Regions from separate parts of the Mus musculus genome. Here region 1 is linked to region 2. Evidence: chromatin contacts called from ENCODE Hi-C or POLR2A ChIA-PET data. All regions are on one chromosome and are shown on one strand. Each heading gives the region's core, a stretch centred on a gene start or an enhancer-like site at or near the end of the contact. The rest is flanking DNA. Distances are from core to core; before and after follow the strand shown.

Region 1 (3,834 bases), core at 71-2,570, 170 kb before region 2:
ACTGGGGTTGAAGCTCACTGTTTAGAGTGCTTTCTCAAGACATGAACCATTATTAAAAATGCACAAGGTGCTGGGTCGCCACTGAGGAAAGGCGTGGAGGGCAGGACCCTCAGCAGCCCAGGTCACAAGTCAAGCAAGGTACGGACAAGAAGCCAGGCAGTGTGTCAAATGCCTCTAATCCAGCATTTAGGAGGGAGAGGCAGGTGGTCTCTGTGTTCGAGGCCAGCCTAGTCTACATAGTGAGTTCCAGGATAGCCAGTTACGTAAGAGAGAGACAACTTGCCCCCAATACAAAACAAAATAAAAGAAAACCAATGACAAGCAAAATAAATAAACAAAATAAGAAAAAAAAATAAGGTTCCACAATAGGAACTTCAGAAGTCAACTTTCACCCTTACACCTATGACATGCTCTTACTGTAGAGTCTGGGCATGCCCAGGAAGTACTGGATGGGGTTTGTTCAGCTCTCTGAGGCTCATCTCCTAAGAGTCCTGTCCCACCCACAAGCCAGGCCTACTCACCACACCACGGTCTCCCAGATCCAAGGCATCCCAGGTGAAGCCCTGGGGCAGGGTGTAGGGCTCCTGGCGAATGTTGTCTTTGTCAGGTTCGACTGGACCATGGGTGTTTACCACTTCACCTAGAAGAAGAGCACAGCAAGTCTATTGTCTGCCCACAGCGTGCGTGAAGGGGCTCACTGAACACACTCACTGGAAGGCTATCGAGGAGGTTCAGGTGGTAGAGTGGCTGCTTTGCCTGTGTGTGTCATACCTAGTACTACATAACCCAGCAGAGTGGTACAAGCCTCTAACTCCAACACTCAGGAGAGGCAGAGGGACCAGAGCTTTCAAAGTTACCTTCCACTGCACAGTGAGTGTAAGGCCAGTCTGGGCAACACAGATCCTGTCCCAGAAAGAAACAATTATATCAGAGTAAATTCCTCCGGTCCCTAGGAGCCCTGCAGCTGACGAACACTCTACGCTCTGTAACTGCAATCTCTCTCCAGTCTTTGGTCCCTAGTAAGGGCGAGCGCACAGCAAAACCTCAGAGTAATCTCTAGGATCCAAGGTGCCTCATCTTTGGAAATCCTTTAACTCTCGGGCAGGCTCCTGAATGACAAACACCCATCACAGCTAATTTAGCTTCCGGTCTCCTGGTTGGTGTAGGGTGTCGTCATGTTCCAGCCCAGACACTCTTCCCTGACTAGAGATCTGTAAGGTTGCATAAGCCTGCCTCTGTGTCAAGACCAACAACAGTGCACTGGCCTCACTCCTCAGTCAGATGATTGCTCTAGCAGCCAGGGTCTCTCAGCCTTCCAGCGTCAGCCTCTAGGCCTGTGGGCCAGCTAACTGCCAGGTCGGGGCATCAGAGCTCTGAGCCCTCCAGATGCCTTTGGGTTGACTCACCCTCCTGCATGATGCAGCCGGGAAGTCTCCCTCTCACCCAACCCTCCTCTGTGGGGAGCTCGGAAGCCGAGATGAAGGCAGGAACTGAAACCAGACGGGGCTGGAGAGGAAAGCCAGACACGCAAGCTCTCCCTCTTAATAGGTTTTGTTTATTTTGGTTTGCCCATCTTTTTTTTTTTTAAAGATTTATTTATTATTATATGTAAGTACACTGTAGCTGTCTTCAGACACACCAGAAGAGGGAGTCAGATCTTGTTACGGATGGTTGTGAGCCACCATGTAGTTGCTGGGATTTGAACTCTGGACCTTCGGAAGAGCATTCGGTGCTTTTACCCACTGAGCCATCTCACCAGCCCTGCCCATCTTTTTTTTTTTTTTAAAAACAGGAGAATACTAAGTAGCTAAGGCTGGCCTTGTGCTCATGGCACTCCTCCTGTCTCAGCTTCCCAATGCTGCATTACAGGTATGTAGCCCTCCAAGTACTTTTAAGCAACTTCCAATTGTCCTCAGACATTTAACTTCTGTGTTGGAGGGGGCACACTCAGTAGAACAGCCTCGCACTCGTGAGGTGGAAGGCAGGTTCTGAGCCTTAGTGGGACGGGACTGAGGGGAGAGAGAGCCTCTCCACAACAGGATAAGGAAAGAGGGCAGCTAGACAGAATAGATCTGAAGAGAGGCTGAAGGTTTGCTCAGGTCACATAACAGTCACACAGACCGAAGCTTCTGACACTGAATTGTAACCTCGGGTATGTAAGTCAAAGTGTGGGGGTGTCAGGAAAATTCAGCAATAGTAAAACCAAACACAAACTGAAAATTAAATATGTACGGAATCTGAGGTAGTTCAGGCAGTGTCACGTGACCTCACACGGGCACGCTGTACTCACTGTGAGTGCCAACATGCGATGAAACATCAAGGAACCTGCCTTAGATCCCTACTTGGATGGTGACTGGAAGACAGCTCGGTGGCTAAGAGCAGGGCTGTTCTTCAGTTCCCTTCAGTTGCCAGCACCCATGCCAGCTGGCTCATAACTGACCTGCAAGGCCGGCTCCAGGGGATGTGGTGCACGGTGCGGTGCCCTCTGCTAGCCTCTGAGGGAAAACACACACCTAACACAAGCAGGCACAGTCACAGAAACGTGTTTGCCTGCATATGCCCCATGTCTGGTGCCCATGGAGGTCAGCTGCAGGGGTCAGAGCCCTGGGACCGGAGTTATGGATGGATGGTTGCCAGCCACCACCTAGTGCTGGGAACTGCGCCCGGTCCTTCCACCAGAACAAGTGTTCTTAACCACTGAGTCTTTTCTCTTGGCCTCACATGATCACCCAACAAATTTTGTTTAACAAAGGCATATGCCAGGCCCACCTGGATTTAGTTTCTTTCTCTTAATTTGGTTTTTGGAGACAGGGTTTCACTGTGTAATAAATAGCCCTGGATGTCCTAGAACTCACTCTACAGACCAGGCTGGCCTCAAAACTCAGAGATGCCTCTGCTGCCTGAATGCTGGGATCAAAGGCACGTGCCACCACACCTGGCTATTTTCACTTTATAAGTGGTTACCCATAATGACACAGACCACTTAAGTCAGGAAACGCCTGTTATGTTCGCTTCTCACCTCCATAGACAAATGCTGTTGGACACAGCTGTCTTTTTACTTCCTGGTATTTGACTTGGCTCTGCCCTCCTAACCCACAAAGTACTGCAAATGTTGCACTATTTCTTGAGGAGAACAGTAACACTAACCACCTGACCTAGCTTACCTTTGGTGTTAGAGCGTGTGTTTTCTGACCTAGCTTACCTTTGGTGTTAGAGCGTGTGTTTTCTGACCTAGCTTACCTTTGGTGTTAGAGCGTGTGTTTCCTGACCTAGCTTACCTTTGGTGTTAGAGCGTGTGTTTTCTGACCTAGCTTACCTTTGGTGTTAGAGCATGTGTTTTCTGACCTAGCTTACCTTTGGTGTTAGAGCGTGTGTTTTCTGACCTAGCTTACCTTTGGTGTTAGAGCGTGTGTTTTCTGACCTAGCTTACCTTTGGTGTTTGTTAGAGCATGTGTTTTCTGACCTAGCTTACCTTTGGTGTTAGAGCGTGTGTTTTCTGACCTAGCTTACCTTTGGTGTTAGAGCATGTGTTTTCTGACCTAGCTTACCTTTGGTGTTAGAGCATGTGTTTTCTGACCTAGCTTACCTTTGGTGTTAGAGCGTGTGTTTTCTGACCTAGCTTACCTTTGGTGTTTGTTAGAGCGTGTGTTTTCTGACCTAGCTTACCTTTGGTGTTAGAGCATGTGTTTTCTGACCTAGCTTACCTTTGGTGTTAGAGCGTGTGTTTTCTGACCTAGCTTACCTTTGGTGTTAGAGCATGTGTTTTCTGACCTAGCTTACCTTTGGTGTTAGAGCGTGTGTTTTCTGACCTAGCTTACCTTTGGTGTTAGAGCG
Region 2 (3,820 bases), core at 452-2,951:
ACCCTTTGCTCAACTGCCCGTAACTTGGCTGCGTTCTCCCTTTTGTACTTCTCGTCAGCAGCAAGGGCAGCCTGCAGCTCTTTCTCCAGGGCCTTGAAGTTGATTACATCGTTCTTCTCCATGGCTAAGGCCTGGGAAGGCAAGAAGAATGCATGTCAGCAGAGCTTAAGTCTTCAGGGTAAAGATGATGCCCTGGGATTCATTGCCAGAATGTGAAATGACCCAAAGCAATCTGATACTTAACCTGGAGTGTTATAAAAATCTAGTTTCTTCCTTTACAGGTAAAATGGAATTGCGTGATGAAAATGTATTCCAGGCTTCTCACTGAGAACAAAACAGAAAGGTTTCCCGTTTGAAGTCTTGACTTTGCTCTCTGCTTCTAACAATATTTTAGACACTAAGGGCTGGATCAGCGGTAGGATTTTGCCTTGTGAATGCAAATGCCTTGGGTTTGATCCCCAGCAAAACACAAAACCACAACACACACACACACCTATTAATTCAGGTGTTTCATCTGAGGAGGCAATTTGGAGTTCAGATTTCTGACTCTTCATTCTTTCACATAGGATTTCTCTATATCAGTTTATTACCATAAAGGAACAGAGCGGGGGAGGGGGGGAGAGGGGAGGACAGACACAGATACAGAGAGAGACAGAGAGGTTTCTTTTATTATCTACTCCAGCTCAAGGACAAAATTTCACACTTCACTAAATGTCTTTAATGAAGAAAAAAAAATCACCTCAACCAAAAGCAATGACAAAGCAGGAAGTTGAGAAGTGTCAGAAGGAGAAAACTCAGTAGCCTCCATCCCCAAATCCCTGAGCAGCACAGAGCGGCAGGCAAATGTGTGCTGTGTGGGCATTATCTCCAGTCCTACCACTGAAGTCCTGCCGCCTCCCGGTATGTGTCTGATGGGGCTGTTTTCATAGGAAGCTATGTGTTCCGGTCTGGCTTCTGACATTTACTTATGATACCTCTTTCCACCTCAGAATCCTGGTGAGCTGGAGCCATAGTTCACTCATGATCAGCCCTAGGGCAGGAAATGAGCTGGTCCGCAAGCAAATCCACAGCCATCCCAACCATGATGGGAAATGGAACGCCGAGAAGTGGGCTGTGTTACTCAGCCAACAATTGTACTCAAGAGTCTCATACCCTAAGCAATATTTTGGGGGGTGAGGAGATCTCGCTGTGCCTAGTTTGCTCTCTCCAAAACTTCTGAGCTCATCATGATCTAGGCTCAGCCTCTAAGCAATAGAGACGATAGACTCTCGCTACCCGACCCATTTCTCTGTCGAGTTCTAAGCCTTCTCCAATTATAGAATGACTAGAGCAATCCCCTTTACTGTCCCTAAACCCTCACCCAGTCTTGGACTCCCTGCTTTCTCTCGAGAAACCCCGGATCTGGTAGAACACCTTAGTGCATCGCCCTCGCAACAGAGATTGTTGCCTAGCAACGGCGCCACCAGTCTGCCCACGTGACCGGCCCGAAGGCCCTCCTTTCAGGCTGTCCTAAGGCGCCTGATCAGAATCCTCCGGCCTTGCTTTTTTTGTGGAGAAGTCCACGCTTCGTTTTGAGGACCAACAAGTTGGCCTTTCCCATTTCTGTCTCCGGGGCCAGAATTTCTCGAAGCTGTTCCTTAGGCAGAGCTGTCCTCCGAGGCGAGGCGGTCCGGCGACGCGCTCGGGGTCCTTCCTAGCGCCGGGCGCCGGCGTTGTCGCGGCGTGCGGCGGAAGCGCGGGCTCAGGCGGCGGACCGGGGCACTCGGCTGAGCATTCGGCGGGTGAGCTGGCCGGGAAGGGTCCTTTCGGGGCTTGGGGAACGAGCGAAACATGAGCTTGGGAAGAGGCGATTTATATAGTACTTATCCCTTTCGCTTAACGAACGCGTAAATTGAATTCTGGCGTGGGAAAGAGAATGAAAGACCCCAACGCACGCACACACCGTCGATTCCGGGGTTTCCGCGGTCCCCAACGTGGTTAAGATCCTGTCCCTTAGTAGAGGTGGCGCTGTAAAGACCCAGGCCCCTGCCACTCCCCCTTCCATCGGTGCCTGCTTCACCGCCAGACTGTCTCCATCTTCAAACTATTCTGCATCCGAGCTGACTGTGATGGCGAGTGCCTAATTTTTGCGCTCTGGAGATGCAGACAGAAATATTGGTGCAGGTTCAAGGCTAAGTAGCGGGTCTGGTTCAAAAAGCCAAAACCAGAAAAGATTCCAGCATTCCTTTGAGATTCTGCGTTGCAGTGGGAAGATGCAGTTTTGGTTATTTAGAGTAGCTTTACTTAAACTAAGCATATCACTAATTCACTCCCCTACCCAAAGCCACCCTCGAAAAACAAAACTAGCAAAACGTATTGAGGGCCTATTTTGTCCCAGGCACTGTTGTCGTTTTGCTCCTATTTTATTATTAACATTTATCAGTAGCGGGCACACACACATGTTCCCTAAGTACTACTCAGGCATAACCTTGACTTTACTTAGGCGAGGGGTGTAACTCGGTGGAGAAGTGTTTAGTAGAGTGTGAGGCCCAGGATTCGATCTTAAGCACCCAGCCACACACTAAGAGATTAGTGTAAGGGTGGCCTGGCAAGTATATGTGGAGTGACAAATAGGTGACATTAAAGGAAAAGGGTGAGTTAAATGAATTAAGAAGGTATACATAGCCAGAGGACAATGGGAATGACAATTATCCTGGGGGCAGAGATGAGTTTGGCTTGTTCAGTAAACAACCTTCTTTAAAAATTTGTGATGGTAATCTTGGGAGAAGACAATGAACATAATTGTGGTTGCCTCTTAGAAATAAAAACAGTAGGTATACTGTAAGAAATACCAGAATTTCAGAACAAAACATTCCACTCCCTTAGCTTTACTGAGTGTCTTTTTGTGCAAGGTGCTGTCAGGGGCATTGGTGCGTGAACACAAAGGAGCATGGGGATTCACGTGCTCAAGAAGGTCAAGTTTTGTTATGACCAACATTTGTTACTTGTTGCTTTTTGAGACAGGGTCTCTCAGGATGTATGTAGGATCATGGGTATAAGATCCTATGCTTGGATAATCACACTGTGTGTGTTTCTGTGTGTGTGTGTGTGTTTCTGTGTAGTAAGTGAGGATCAGATGTGCTGTGGCTTGCAGGTGGAGGTCAGAGGACAGCTTCAGGGTTTGGTCCTATCTCCTCCTTACTGCCAATACCAGGCTAGCTGGCTCTGAGCTTCAGAGAATCTCTGCCTCCCATTTCCTGTTGGCCGTCTAGGATCACAGACACTCACACTACCCTATGTAGCTTTTCAGTGGGTTTCCAGGACTGAACTCAGGTTATCAGGCTGCACAGCTAGGTACTTACTCATTGCCTTTATAAGGTTTTAGGCAATAATAAATCACTCTAAGGAGGTAAACTAACTTCTGTGAGTTACGTCATCCTTAGAAATGAGGCCAAGATAGGATGGATCGAGGTCTTTAACCCCAGGGGCCTGATGCTTTTTCCCCTGCTCTGGTTTGTGTTGCTCGCAAACCGTAGAATTGTTTTTTAGAATAACAACAGTTGCCTAGCATTTGGGACAGAAGATACTGACGAGAGTGAGAGGCTGAGGGGCTGGGAAGGCTGGTAGGGTGAGATCTAAACTGTTCTTTTGAACAGAATATTCAGTCGTTGAAGTGGGGGGAAATCTGCTGATGTTGCAGACAATTGTAAGGTAGCGTGTGGTTGATGAGATTCGAACCTGGGTCCTTTAAAAGAGCAGTGAGAACAATGAGTTCTTACCCATCACTAAGGGACAAGCATGTCCGCTGTCACCATAATTAAGGGTCAAAGTTAGAATCATC

The links. Hi-C counts contacts between places; a loop is a spot of excess contacts on that map. ChIA-PET counts read pairs that join two places held with the same protein, here RNA polymerase II (POLR2A).
Region 1: POLR2A ChIA-PET joins it to region 2 with 13 read pairs in Patski. The contact joins the enhancer-like site here to the promoter of Eftud2 in region 2. A Hi-C loop is called at or near these places in 3 of 37 maps with a recorded cell type or tissue (Patski, gastrocnemius and v-Abl transformed pro-B cells). POLR2A ChIA-PET finds 5 or more read pairs at or near these places in 1 of 5 experiments (Patski).

The regions. Positions count from the first base shown.
Region 1 is chr11:103,049,012-103,052,845 of GRCm38, reverse strand. It overlaps Nmt1 (N-myristoyltransferase 1), which reads right to left. Exons shown (of 12, transcript NM_008707.4): 4 at 522-640. It overlaps Gm42090 (a long non-coding RNA gene), which reads right to left. Exons shown (of 2, transcript XR_003949775.1): 2 at 3,151-3,834. Among named protein-coding and RNA genes, the nearest start is that of Gm42090, 3.2 kb to the right of the region's middle. Within about 2 kb of position 1,320, at least 2 of the 3 ENCODE cell types and tissues checked have a DNase peak (open chromatin) inside an H3K27ac peak, as active enhancers do.
Region 2 is chr11:102,878,856-102,882,675 of GRCm38, reverse strand. Eftud2 (elongation factor Tu GTP binding domain containing 2) reads left to right here and starts at 1,701. Exons shown (of 28, transcript NM_011431.3): 1 at 1,701-1,781. Ccdc103 (coiled-coil domain containing 103) reads right to left here and starts at 1,452. Exons shown (of 5, transcript NM_028492.3): 1 at 1,361-1,452; 2 at 245-324; 3 at 1-131. The coding sequence starts at 122.